2 separate regions of the Homo sapiens genome follow, and region 2 is linked to region 1. A link is a loop called in an ENCODE intact Hi-C map of the cell type or tissue named here. Cell type or tissue: heart left ventricle. All regions are shown on one strand. Links, peaks and the distances in the headings refer to the core of each region. The heading gives the core; the rest is flanking DNA.

What was found. A loop is a pair of places that touch in the nucleus more often than their neighbours do. Peaks named below come from ENCODE experiments on the same cell type or tissue, not always from the same donor. Only the 100,000 strongest peaks of a DNase experiment are listed, where the experiment ranks them.
Region 2: a loop joins it to region 1, with 1.8 times the contacts of the local background. A loop is called at or near these places in 2 of 110 quality-filtered maps.

The regions. Positions count from the first base shown.
Region 1 is chr16:1,425,234-1,432,217 of GRCh38, forward strand. LOC105371044 (a long non-coding RNA gene) reads right to left here and starts at 3,526. Exons shown (of 2, transcript XR_932996.3): 1 at 3,179-3,526; 2 at 318-3,048. It overlaps PERCC1 (proline and glutamate rich with coiled coil 1), which reads left to right and starts at 5,845. Exons shown (of 2, transcript NM_001365310.2): 1 at 5,845-5,875. RefSeq lists silencers at 3,449-3,608, 3,639-3,688 and an enhancer at 4,641-5,758. In heart left ventricle, for the core only: a CTCF peak has its summit at 3,455; DNase peaks (open chromatin) are centred at 1,689, 2,801, 3,454 and 5,460; H3K4me3 peaks cover 551 bases.
Region 2 is chr16:1,561,377-1,568,360 of GRCh38, forward strand. IFT140 (intraflagellar transport 140) reads right to left here. Exons shown (of 31, transcript NM_014714.4): 15 at 6,841-6,958; 16 at 4,785-4,915; 17 at 2,621-2,786; 18 at 609-740. Among named protein-coding and RNA genes, the nearest start is that of TMEM204, 31 kb to the left of the region's middle. RefSeq lists an enhancer at 429-1,038. In heart left ventricle, for the core only: a CTCF peak has its summit at 3,142 (motif pointing left); no DNase peak of the experiment used is centred there.

The sequences.
Region 1 (6,984 bases), core at 693-5,692:
CATCTTTTAAAAATTTATTTTATTTATCTTTTTTGCAATGGAGTCTCGCTCTTGTCACCCAGGCTGGAGTGCAGTGGTGCAATCTCAACTCACTGCAACCTCTGCTTCCCGGGTTCAAGTGATTCTCCCACCTCAGCCTCCCGAGTAGCTGGGATTGCTGGCACCCACCACCATGCCCGGCTAATTTTTTTATTTTTAGTAGAGACATAGTTTCACCATGTTGGCCAGGCTGGTCTCGAACTCCTGACCTCAAGTGACCTGCCTGCCTCAGCTTCCCAAAGTGCTGGGATTACAGGCATGAGCCACCACACCCAATACATCTTTTTATTTTTTATTTTTGCAATATGTCTATGTAACAAAAACGTGTCATTTCTTATGCCCAGAGTTTGAGAGGAATTCACATTCATTCCCGTAGAGAGGTTAGTTGGAAGCCTGGACGTGCCTCCAATGAATGGGGAAAGGTGAAGTGCTTCTTTCCTCTCAGGATGGCCCTGGAGCTAGAAGGCCTGCTCCTGACTTCCGGTGCAGGTCACCCCTCCTGTCGCCCGGGTGGTGGCGGGGACCTCGGCCCATCTGCTGCACTGTGTGTGGCCGGATGGCCCTGGACAAGCCCCTTCCCCTGAGCCAGAATCTGCTCGCCTCTGGAGCACCGGCTCCTGCACGTGCTTCCCAGCAGAAGAAGCGCCAGATCTGGGACCAGTTCTGTTCCCCCAGGAACTCTTGGCATCAAGGCCAGGAAGGGGGGCTGGAGGTGTCCTGAGCTCAGCAACACCTGGGCGGCCTGGCCCCAGACTGTGTTTGGGGCTGCTGTGTCAACAGAGGCACCTGTTTGCCCAGGTCCTCCTCAACGGGCCCTGCCCCACCTGTTCTACCCCAGAACCCCACCTGGAATCACTGCCAAACCAGTCCCCCTGTAGGGACCTGGGAGCACCCACTGTTGTGGGAGGAGGGGGCTCAAAGTGTGGTTGGGGAGGACTGGTCAGCCTCATCCTGGTGTGCAGCCCAGGGGGGCTTCCTGAAGGAGGTGGAAATCGAAGGGCCCTCTGGTTAGCCATGGAGCCTTTGGGTTGGGCTGGTGCACCTTCCTGGTTGTTGTGGTTTTGGGCAGTTGCGCACAAGCTGCCCCAGGACAGCAGAGTCAGGGGCAGAGCTGGAAGGTACAGGCAGGGGCTGAGGCTTCACTCGGGGGGCGGGCCAGCCTCTGAGGGGCCAGGCCACCAAGTTAATCTCAGTCTCAAACAGAAATGAGACACCTGGGAAGAGTGTGAAATGGGCATCCCCCGTCCCACTCAGCCCACTGTGAGGACTGGAAGACGCCACCCCGGGTTCAGCAGTGCCCCAAATTCACGTCCCCTCAGAACACAAGAACTTGACCTTGTCTGGAAACAGGGTCTTTGCCAATGTCATTAGTTAAGACGAGGCCCTTCTGGACCAGGGTGGGCCCTAAATCTAACGACACTTCTACTAACGACTAAATCTACTATCTCTTCTAACGACTAAATCTAATGTAACACTTTGGAGGAGCTGGGACTCCAGGCGTGAGCGCACCGCCGGCTCCCGTGGTGCCCATCTGCCCCCAGTGGCCATTGACTGGTGGGCGTTGACTCCCTCCCGCCCCCCGAATGCTGTGTGTCTGCTTGACCCCGGGTGGGAAAAGCCACAGCCGGATGTGCCGGGGCGCCTGTGTCCCCGGGGCCCTGCTCTCCTTGGTGAGTCCATGTGGAGCTGGCACTGGCCCTGCCCAGAAAGCTGCTGTCATCCTCCCCCTCCCCCAGGGACGTAAACCAACACCTCGGCCTTCATTATCTCAAAGCACACAGAGAAATTTCGTGGGAGGCCTAATGTCCCGCTAATGGGCGGCGGAGGCTGCAGCCCTCGTGTGCCTAATGGCGGGTGACTAGCCGCAGAGCCTCTTGAGAGCTGGCATATTGGAGCTATTGATTTTCTCCAGGAAGATCAATCTGGGGTCCGTGGGCACAGCAGGCATGCTGCACTCGGAAGGGCAGCGCCTTCCTCCCAGGCCTGAGGCCCCACAGCAAGGGTGGGAGCCGGCGGGGCTGTGGGCCGGGAGCTCGGTTGGGCCCGATGCTGCCCCCCGACGAGAGGCGCGCTGGCCGCAGATGCTGGAAGACGCCCGGGCCCAGCCCCACTGCCGGGGCCTCCTGTGCTCCTCGGCCTGGCCCCGGCCGCCCCCCCCACCCCAGGCAGGACACAGGCAGGCAGTGGTGTGGGACGTGCATTTCTCCACCATCCCAGATGCCCCAGAGGCTGCTGCCCCACCCAGCCTCACCAGAAACCGCAGTCACCTCCTCCTGAAGGCCTCCTGAGTCTCAGAACTCAGGGGTAGGGGGCTAATTAGCGAGGAGCTAATTCATCCACCCGTCCCCCAGGGGGTCCCCATATCCCACCCTCGCCCCTCCGGCCACCCCTGGGTTCCCCTTCGCTGCCTGCTTGGACCGGTGCAGTGGCACTGTCACCCCTGAGCCTCAGGCCAGCTCCCCGGGTGTCCATGACAGTCCCACACTGCTCTGCCCCAGCACCTCCTCCCAAATGCCTGTCTGCTCCGGTTTGCGCCCACTCTAGAATTTTCCATTCCAGACTAGGGTTTTCTCTGTGGTCTCCTGTCAGGCAGAGACGAGCATCCAGACAGCTCCGGGACAGGTGGGGTCACGGGCGGGGTCACAGGCAGGCCCCCAGCACCCGAGTCAGAGGACAGCGGGAAAACCCAGGGCCCTGGGGCGGGAGAAGCGTGCGGCCTTGCTGGGGAAGCAGGTCACCCCTCTGAGGCTTTCTCTCCAGGGGCGGGGGAAGCGCCGAGGTTCAGGCAGCCACGGCTCACCCCCCTCCAGCATCCAGAGGCTCCCGCGTCCCGGCTCCTGGCCGCTGCCTCCAGCTCCAAAGCCAGCAGCGTGGCCTCTTCCATCCTCTCAGCCTCCTGCCTCCCTCCAACAAGGATCCACCAGGTGACCGCCTGTCTCCAGGTCCTTCGCTTAGCCACGCCCGCCGTCCCTCAGCTGTGTCGGTGCTGGGGGTTCGGGCGCGGACGTCCTGGGGCCATCACAGGGCCGGTGTTTCCAGGCTGTCCGCTCCGCGGGAACCCCTTCCGCTTCCCGAGGGCAATGCCCGCCGAGCCCCCGCACACGCCTCCTTCACGAGGGGCTGGGTCTCATTTCCTCACCCTTGGCGTCCAGGACAGTGACCAGCACCGACGAGGCCGAGCTGAGGTCCACCTGCGCCCGAAGCCTGGGCTGGCCATTTCCTGCCGCCCGCGCCTTTCAGGACAGAACACAGGGGCCCAGAGGCCCTTCTGGGTCCTCCACTGGAGTTCCCTCGGGGCCCCGGCTGACCCCATCCCTGCTGAGACCCGCAAGATGGAGGCCTGCAGTGCCCAGACCCCAGGCCGGGTTGGCTCCCGCCCTTCCCTCCGCAGGCCCCGGCCATTCCACAGCATGCGGCAGAGGGCGCCGCAGCCACTGCCAGGAGCGGCAGAACCCCCACCCTCTGCAGGTCCGGCCCCGGGGTTCTGAGCCACGAGGGCGGGCGCACCCAGGGCCCCCGGCCGGAAGCTCCCCGGGTCGGGAGGGCCAGGGGCTGTATCTGGTCAGAGATGGGGGCCTAGGGCCCTGAACCCCAGGCAGCCGCAGGTCCTCAGCCACAGCTGGATCAGAGGGGAGCTGGTGAGGCTGGCAAAGCCCCCCACAGCCAGGGCCTGGCCAAGCATCCTCAGACCCTGGAGTCTCAGGGCGGCCCCCATGAAGCCAGGGACAGAGGCCCCTACATGGTTTGGACACTCAGGGCTGAATACGGCCAGATGCACCTCACCTGGGGCATGGGCTCCCTGGGCTGTGGGCTCCCTGGGCTATGGGGTCACCTGGCTGTGGGTCACTGGGCTATGGGGTCACCTGGCTGTGGGGTCGCTGGGCTGTGGGCTCACTGGGCTATGGGGTCACCTGGGCTGTGAGCTCACCGGGGCGTCGGCTCGGCTTCTGCCTGTGAAGGAGCAGTAAGGAGAAGCCGTAACTGGTGGCTGTGCCGATGCTGTCCCTGTCCCCACTCCCAGCAGCCTTTCCTGGGACCTGCAGGTGACCCCACCCCTCACCATGAGACCCATGTGGAGGCCGCCGGCCTGCCCTCTGCAGAATCTTACTCTTAAGTTTGAACTTTTCGTTTCCTGTCCCTTCCCTGGAAGCTGGGGGTCCTGACTGCAGCCCCGGACACTGGGTGATTGCATTGACTGCCTGAGGCCCCCTGGGATCTCCTGCCCTCCGGGTGCCCAAGAAATCAAGGCGGGGCCAGAGGTCCCCAGGTGCAGACAAGGGCTGGGCCTGTGTCCAAATCTCTGTGTGTTGGATGTCACTGGGTGAGAGGAGCTGGTCTCCCATCTGACTGGGGGACGCCTGGAGCGTAGGGGTGAGGACCGGGGTGGGGGGTAGCATCCAGAACCCTCCTGGCCCCTGGAAGGTGAAGGCCCAGGAGCTGGGGGCTCGGGACAGGGGGTGCTGGGGCCAGGCCAGGCTGGGGGCTGCTGTCCCGTCCTCAGAGCCAGAGTCCCTGGGAAGGACACTGTGGAGTCCTCCCAACCTGGGCCACTTGGGGCTGCTCTGGGGAGTACAGTGCCAAGCGGGGGCACACCTGGCGAATGCCAAGGTCAGGGACAGTCACATGCGGGTGGCGCCTGTGCGACCTGAGCCATGTCCCCACAATGCGTGTCTACCTTGAGTCTCCGAATGGGACCTCATTTGGAAACGGGCACCCTGCAAGTGTAACTGGTGAAGCTGAGGGCACACTGGGTGGGCGTTGGCCCTAAATTCAGGGACGGGGTCCCCCTAGGAGGGCAGAGGACACACACAGGGAAGACCCCGTGAGGACAGAGGCAGAGACTGGGGAGACGCAACCACGAGGCAAGGAGCCACTCCTGGAGGCCCTGGACCAGGACCTCTGGCCTCCTGACCTGTGTTCCAGGCTGCCTGAGTTGTGGTCATTGTCACAGCAGTCCAAGGAAGCTAACATGGCCCCCACAGTGGACCAGCTGGGGCCACCCAGGAAGAGCCAGGGAGTCGGTGGGAGCGGCAGAAGCCCTTGGGGACGCTTCTGGGGGAGGCTTTCCTGGGAGCAGTAGGTGAAGGGAGGGTTCCCAGCCCCCCATTTCCCACCCCAGGGGTGGCTGCAGCTGAGGAAGGAAGGCCCCTGGGAAGAAGCCTGGGGAAGAAGGGGGTTCCGCCATTAAGGATCAATTGCAAACACCTCTGAGCTCTGGGCAGGTGGGCGGCAGCAGCCCAGCAGGCGTCCTGGTAACCACTGGGCCAGTGGAGATGGTCATGGCTGTCCGGGAGGTCCCGATGGCCGAGGGAGCTGGGCAGGTGCTCCAGGAGCCCCACCTGCAGCCCACACACCGGGCCCTGGCTGGGGGTCCCTGGGACCTCGCTTCCTTCCCCTCCCCCTTCCCCAGGGTCCTCCTGCGGCCGGGAGTGCTGTTCACCCCGCTGGCTGCAGAGGCAGGATGTCCTCTAGAGAGGCCTACTCCAGAACTCAAAATAGCATGAAATTTAATTTTCCGCTTATTTGACAAGGCTGGGTCCGGGCCCCAGTCCACAGCAGAGATAAGGGTCCCGGGGCCCGGGGGCGAGCCAGCTGCGCCTGCACAAACACTCCACGGTCCCCAGGCAGGCCGCGTGCAGGTGAGGCGGGGGGCGTGCTCCCCCCTCGGGGCCCTGGTTGCCGGGCGCTAAAGCAAACGGGCTCTATTTGCCCAGTCTGCGATGACAATGCTGTCGCCAAATATTTGCCAGCCCCTGGCGGCTGCAGAGCGCGGCTATAAATGCTTGTGTCCGGGTGAAGGTCTGCCTGTGGAGCAAGAGCTGTCGGCCCCGGCCAGGTAGGAGCCAGGGCCTGGGGGAGGCAGACGCTGCTGGGGACACCACAGCACTGGGGATCTGGAGTCTGTGAGTCCTGCCCAGGGCTCTGTGGGGAGCACCCACCCCTGGGAGAGACCCCCAGACCACTGGGCAGGCCCAGGACTGGGCCGGCATTGGGGCAGACAGGCCGCCATGGGAGGGCACCTGCATCTGGGCTGTCCGTGAGCAGTCAGCCCCAAAGTCCAGCGCTCAGGACACTGGATGCCTCCTGCGAGGGGGACCCCAGTACTTCAGTGAGATCAGGACCACAGCTGGGCAGGCCAGGGTCGGGAGGCCTCGCAGTTCACCTCCCCGACAGCCAGCGGGGAAACATCCTGACCCCGAGGAAAGCCTGTCCCAGAGCCGTGGATGCTCCCCACAGTCCTGCCCGCTCCCCACAGCCCTTCCTACTCCCCGCAACACCCCTCCCTCCCTGAAGCCCTCCCCCATCCCCAAAGCCCTCCTCCCTCCCTCCGCCCTCCTGCCACAGGCTCCGGACAAGATGGGTTCAGGCTACCTGACCCCAGGGGCACCCACGTGTCCCCTCGAGGAGGGGCTGGGCAGCCCTTGTCTGTGTGGTGGGCACTACCTGGCAGCTGGCCCAGAGGAGAGCTGCACCCACCCCACAGTCCCCATCCAGATACCCTCCTGCCAGGCCCCTGACCCAGATACCTCACTTGAGTCGTCCTGGCCAGGTGCAGTGGCCCCTGGAGCCCACCCCTGCAGGGACCTCCCACCCCAGCCGCCTTCACCATCGTGGAGACTTCCTAGTTAGGACCACTGGGGTGCTGCCTCCCGCTCCCTTGGGACTGTGATGGCCGGAAGAACCCCACGGGGGCTGCACGGGCTCTGGGCTCAGTTACAGTGACGCCTCCACTTTGATCAAGAGCCATGGAGCCCCTGGTTCTGACCCACAGCAGCCCCAGCCCGGGACCCAGCTCCGGCTCAGCAGCGCCAGCACCCCTGCCCTGGCCTGCAGGGATCCCTGTTCCCCTGCCTGGCTTCTCGAGGTCCCTTCCCCAGGGCCTGCCCTCTCCTGCCCAGCGTCCTCCCCTCCCAAGTGACCACAATTCTAGTGTCCCCACAATGT
Region 2 (6,984 bases), core at 1,096-6,095, 140 kb after region 1:
TGGGGTGTGTGTACTGATGACGATCCCATTCTCTCAGTAATTTAAAAACACGTCCATGCATGAGTCACACACGGACGGGTGTCCAGAAGCCAGAACCCTACTGAAAGGAGCCACCAGCCTGCCCACAGTGGCTGCCTCCAGGCTGGGATTATGGAGATTTGTACTATTTGGGTCTTTACTTCATTCTTTGTAGTTCCTAAGATCCCTACAGTGAATATAGAAATGCATAATTTTAAGAAGGCAGCTAGAATTTTAGAAAGACAGAAAAGCTAAAAAGGTGTTCAGCATTCGGGGAAAAGGCAAGGGGGAAGGGTGCAGAGTCCTGAGTCCTGCCCGAGAGCTCCTTCACCCGGAGACAGCACTCATTAGCACGAGTTCTCTCTATCCTGAGAGCAAAACCACTTCCAATTCTCCCCAGACAGACCGCAGTGTTTGCTGGAATTTCAGGCGACAAGTGAGACTGGATGGCTGATGCTGTCTACGGAGAGGGAAGCCCGGCAGAGCCACGAGGGCTAACTCACATTTCAGCTCCCTGGGACGCTTGCAAGAGCCCAGCCAGGCAAGGGGAGAGATCAGAAGACACCTGTGCGGATGTCGTGGCTTCGTACCTTTCTTGTGAAGTAGTAATAAGGCACTTCCATCCCCAGGAGACTGTGGGAGGTGGCAGGCCGGGGGAAGCTCTCATGAAGCAGGAAGCCGTGCTCTTCGGAAATGAAGAAGGACAGGATCAAAACATCTGCCTGGGAGAGAAAGAAAAGTACTGTTCTGTTTTTTTTTTTAACTTACATAAATTTCTGGGGTATGAGTGCCATTTTGCTACACACACTGCGTCACGGTGGGGTCGTTGCTACACACTGCGTCATGGTGGGGTCGGGTGCTTTGCTTTGATTACACCACCTTTTATCTGCTCCACTTGGGAAAAACCAACACGCCTACTGGAAGGACGCACCTCGTCCAGCTTGCGACCACTGGACTCTCCCAAGTGACTGATTTTCTTGCAGCAAAGGCTCATCATTCCCACCCTGAACTGGTGACTGCAACTCAAAAGAGCTTTCATGGTTTAAAAGTTCTCCCTCTTTGGCGGCTTTACTCTGATTTAAAAATCAACAGTAGCAGGCTGCGCACAGTGGCTCACGCCTGTAATCCCAGCACTTTGGGAGGCTGAGGTGGGCGGATCACGAGGTCAGGAGTTTGAGACCAGCCTGGCCAACGTGATGAAACCCCGTCTCTACTAAAAATACAAAAATTAGCCAGGCGTGGTGGTAGGCACTTGTAGTCCCAGCTACTTGGTAGTCTGAGGCAGGAGGATCGCTTGAACCCGGGAGGCAGAGGTTGCAGTGAGCTGAGATCATGCCAGTGCACTCCAGCCTGGGTGACAGAGCAGGACTCCATCTCAAAAATAAAAGAAGAAAAAAAAATCAACAGTGGCACCACCAACAAAGAGCCCCGACCCTGCTTTCAAGGAACAGGGAACACGCAGCACAGAAACCACATGCTCTGTGGGTCCATTGCACAGAAGCAGAACAAGCAACACCAGGACATGCGCCCATACCTGCAGCTGCTCTGGACAGGAAACCAGAAGAGGTGAAGGGAAGGCAAAGCCTTTCCTTGCTACCTGGTGTGAGTTCAGACAAGGGCGCATCATCACAGAGCAGACAAAGAGCCCTAGGATCAAACTGCCAGGAGACGGCCCTACCTCCCTGCCACGTCTCCATCTTCCCCGGGTGTCAGCCCGCCCATCCTCCCAACTGCCTGGGTCACCCCCACAGCCTGTATCTTGAAGTGGCGCCTCGGGCAGTGTCTTCCCCTCCCTGCTCTGGTGGTGGAGATGCCACCTGGACGTGTCCTCCCGCTCAGCGCCTGAGAACCAAGGGTGGATTTGCTTCTGAACTCAGGGTATCAACACTGACTGCAGATAACTTTTTTTTTTTCTTTTGAGACGGAGTCTCACTCTGTCGCCCAGGCTGGAGAGCAGTGGCGCGATCCCGGCTCACTCCGCCTGGGAGGCGGAGGTTGCAGTGAGCTGAGATTGCACCACTGCACTCCAACCTGGGCGACAGAGAGAGACTCAAAAAACAAACAAAACAAACAAACAAAAGATTTCTTTCCTAGAGAGAGAATCACATGTAGCAGTTGAGACAAGAGAACCAAAAAAATGCCATTCAGGTCAGACCAGACAGTAAGTGTGGAGCTGGCCCATGGGCATAAACCTCAAAGAGGAGACACCACACACCGTGGCTTTTCTGCATAGCTCAAAACAGACCTAGCAATGGCAAATCCATAGAGGTGGCATCGAGGTTACAGTGACGCTGCCATCAGTGGGAGCTGTGAGGCAGATGCTCTACTCCACGTGAACGAATTTTCAGGACCCCTTTCCCAGACCCCATGCTAGGAAGATTTTTTTTATTAATTCTTATTATTATTCTTTTTTAGAGACGAGGGTCTCAATATATTGCCCAGGCTGGTCTCGAACTCCTGGGCTCAAGCGTTCCCTCCCGCCTTGGCCTCCCACAGTGCCGGGATCACAGGCGTGAGCCACCGTGCCCAGCCCATGAAGATCTTAAGTCTGTCAAATGGCCACTGAGTGTGTCTAAACTCAAATACAACAGGCAGAGCGTACCGCAGGGCCAGCGCGCCCATCTTGGGGCTGCCCGTTTGCAGACTGAGGCTGGGAGCGCGGCGTCTCCTGCACGGCTTCGCATACAAACAGCCGGGGCTCACTCTGGTCCCAGAAGTGGTTCACGGGAACATAATTTTTCAGTCCCTCATCCACAAAGAGGTGGCTCCTAAAAGACAAAGGAAGACCCGTTTCAACCCCAGGGCGGGCACTCCTGCTACCAGTCTCCCTCCCACACACATTCCCGAAGCCTCCAGGTGCTGTCCCAGACCATGGTGTCCACGCGCTCAGCTCTGGGAGAACTTTTGGGGTCTCACTGCCATGCGCCCTACTGGAACATGTTCTCAGATTTTAACAACTGGGCTAAGGGTCCGAGCAAAGCCCAGTTTGAAAGAACCACAAAAAGATGACGCTTTGATTCTGGAGGCCTTATGGGGGCCCAGAAGAATCCCCAAAGCAAAAGGGACCCTTTTCCTTTTCCAGGACCAGCAGGCCAACCTCGAGGTGGGATGGCACCCCCTGCTGGGCGGGGTCGAGGCTTTGGCTCTGTGGTCATGCCGGGTTCCTTGTCCCCACCGGTCCCTGTGCCATGCTGCCCCTTGGACCCAGGTCCCTCCCATCTCTAAAGTTCTATGTTGGATGGGTCCAGAACTCAACAAAATGCTGTGGGGAAACACAATGATGTGCCGGCAGACGACACACAAGGTTTCAAGAGAGAGCAGGTGCCCAAGGTGAGGAGGCCTATGAGCCTCATTCGCCGCCCCCAGGGTGTCACGAACCCAGGCTGCAGAGTGGGACCCTGCCGGGCAGCACGACCCATGGCTGCTGAAGAAGGACAGGACCCGGTGCTGCAGGACATGAAGATCCCCTAGTAAGCCACTGCACCCAGCAATGGAGGTGCCCTCACAGCCACGTTCGGCACCAGTGCAGAGCAGAGCAGAAAGCAGGGCAGAGGGGCGAGTGCCATGCTCCAGACAAGGCGGCTCTGAGGCCCAGAGAGCCCGGGGACACAAGCTGGTTCCCGTGAGGTGAGACCGGCCTGGTACGGGACGGGAACGGACAGAAGGCAGGGGGCAAGATTCGAATGCAGAAAGGAACTCAGAGGCTCCCACAGCTCCCAGGGGAAGCCACACACGGCAGGCGCAGAGTCGAGAGGGAAAAGCATGAATGAAAAGACATTTTGGTATGAGAAACGCTGCGGACCTGGGTGACGGGCAGTGGGGACTAGAGGAAGGGTTCGAGGAGCGGCCCAAGAACAGTGGCAGCAGGGGGAGAGCTGGCACTTGGCCAAGTCAGGCATCATTGTCTGAGGTGGGAGAATGGGGCCTGCACTCGGTGAGCTGTGAAGATGGAGAGTTCCACAGGAAGTCACTGGCAGAGGGATGAAATGAGGCCACCAGGTGAAAGAAGGTTCCAGCACTGGATCTGAGGCGGAAGGTGTGTGGGAGAGGCAGGGGGAATCCAGGGGGGCTGGACAGAAGGGGTGTGTCTGATGGTGGTCAAGTAATGGAGGAGGGAAAAAAAAAGAGAGAAAACCACCCCCGAGCCCAGCCTTGTAACTGCTCTGCTCCTCTGTGAGCATATGCAGGCCCCAGGGTGCCCGTCCTGCTTTCCTGCCCTGCAGGCCTGGCTCACGCAGGCTGGGCGGGCTCAGCTCCGTGGCCCACTTTGCTTTTGTGCTTCACTTTGTGCAGAATCAGCCATGAACTGTGAGTGAACTATCATCAGCACTCAAAGTTCTCCAAATGCCCATTCAGTCACAGAAGGAACTCCAGATATAGTGAAGACAGACGATTGTTCTCCCCAGAAGTACATTCTTTAAACAGGCAAATGCCCCCCTACATGAGAGACGCGGATGGGTCTGAGGTCACCACATTTCTCTCCCTGCAGTGACTCATGGGCCACTTCTACAGATTCCCGGCCAGAACCCTTCCAGAAGTTCCAGTTTCCACTCAGCTAACTCCAGAACCTTCCACCTGAAGGACAGAGACTAAGAACTCCAATCTACCCACTGCCAGAGTGTGCTTCTGTTTTCCTCTTTCTTTTTCCTACTGGTGCCTGCTGGGGCCTTTTGAAGGCGCGTTAACTTAGCAACAACCCGCCCAGAAGCCGAGAAGTAACTGAACATCATTTTTTCCAACAAAATCCTCCTGAACCACAATCTTACTTATTAGTCTCTTGCTCATTAAAGGACAGCGTCTCTCTCCGATCAATTTGTCCAGTCTTGAAGTCAAAGACGGTCACTGTGTCCATTTCAACATCGTAGAAGCAGATTTTGGAATCAGGGCTGTTGTCAGCCTAGGAGAAGAGAAAACCAGAAAGCTCACGGAGCCTGCCCAGACCAGCGGGTTGGTGGGCTGTGCTAGGGGACTGACACAGCACATGTCAAGAGAAACACACCCAGTGTCACCAAGTCCACAGGCCACTCATCTTCCAAGGACTAGCATGCTTTCAATATTCATAATTTGTTGGTTTTGGTGTTTTTTGAGACAGGGTCTCGCTCTGTTGCCCAGGATGGAGTGCAGTGGTGCGATCTTAGCTCACTGCAGCCTCCGCCTCCCGGGCTCAGGTGATCCTCCCACCTCAGCCTCCCCAGCAGCTGGGATTGCAGGTGCGGGATAACCGTTCTCAGCTGAAACTCCTTTATTACAGCTGAACTTTTCCACTGCTTCCTTCTGCCATGGTCAAGTAGGCCCCTTCTGCCAGCCCCTGCCTCCTCCCAGCCCCGTGTTCTCCCCCATGGCACCTCCGGGACCCTGTGCTTTCTCTCTCTTTTGGGTCTTCCCGTCAGTGTTAACCCCTCAGAATGCACCCTCGACCTTTTTGAGGCTCCTGGCTGCCTCCTTCTCCCAGTGGCCCCACCTCCCTGGCGGCACCTGCTCACCTGGCTTCCCAGGCCCCATCTGGGTTCTCAGGGCCACAGTGGCCACTGTTTTTCCTCCTTGGGGACATCCTCTCGCCTGTCCCTTGAGCTCCGCCTGCAGCCCTGGCCCTCCCTTCTGACCAGGTGTGGGACTGCCCACTGGCTGCCTCCCAGGCACCTGCCCTTCTGCTCATCCACCTTTGCAGCAAACATCTCCTCACCCAGTTTCCTTTCCCACCTGGCTGCAAAGGTTAGAAACACCTTCTGCAGCCCTGTCCTGCCCTACCCCTCCGCCAGTCCATCGTCAAGCCCCACTGCAGCTGCTCGAGCCCTCCAGTGGCTGCCACGGGGACCAAGTAGGCATCTGCACCCACCGACCCTTTGATTCATCTTCTAGAAAGAACCCTCTAGAAAGATGATATTGACATTATCCTCATCCTTCTGCCCTGAGGTGAAAGTCCCACCTGCATCAGCCTTGGCCCTGCCCTTCACCACGAGTGCAGACCCTCGATGAGGACAGGCTTTGCCAATGCCGGCCTCTGCCCTCTGCCCTCTGCTGTCCCCACCAGTCCTCACCCGCTCACTCTCGCCCCAACCTTGGCTGGGCTGTCACCCCCTCAGCAGGCCTGGCCGGAGCTCCACAGCAGCGCAGTGCTGTGCAGTTCCACACCCTCCAAGCACACGTGCCTCCTTCCCTGCTCATCCACAGGCAGTGGGCGGGGTCCTTGTGCTCACCTGAGCACCTCTGTGTCCGTGGTGCCTAGCACAGCGTCTGGCCCACGGCAGGAGATCAGTCACGGCCCTTGAACAAGCGAATGAACAAGGGAACCCGCACCAGCGGAAGGGAAGGAACCAGGGAAGGAACCAACCGGCTCCAAACAGCGCTGCCATGCCCTGCCACCCCTGCCAGACCCTTCCATGTGGCTGCCGCTGGCCCTCTGCACACCAACATCACCCTGCCTCTCTGAGTGGGACGCCTGAGGGCTCTCCAACAGTCCTGTGCCTCCTCGCGTGCCAAAGAAAACTGAGTGGGATGAAGAAGGCAGGGATGAAGAGGAAGCGAGCAACTCTCCAACAAGGAATCGACTGTTTCGATGAAGGAGGACTTGGAGAAAGGCAGGGGACAGAAGATGGCAGGTCGGGGAGGAACAGAGGCTGGGTGAGGACCATGCTGGGGAGGTTCCCGGAGAAGGTGGGAGGGAGAGACCCGGGGAGACGAGGGGAAGGAGAGTGGGGCTGAACAGAACACAGGACAGGAAGACTTGCACAGGAGGAGAGAGGCACGAGCAGGCAGGAGGCCTGGCCTGGGAGGACAGAGGTGAGGAGGCGGAGTGGGCGAGTGGACGAGGGGTGGCCTCACCTTGCTGGGGAGGATGCTGATGGTGCTCCCGCTGCTGCTGCACCGCAGAGAAGCGATGCCCCCCACCCCAGGGACCAGCTCCGCCAGGCTCCTGCAGCTACAGTGTGCTTTGGCCTCTCTGCAGGGAGGAAGAGGGACCTCAGT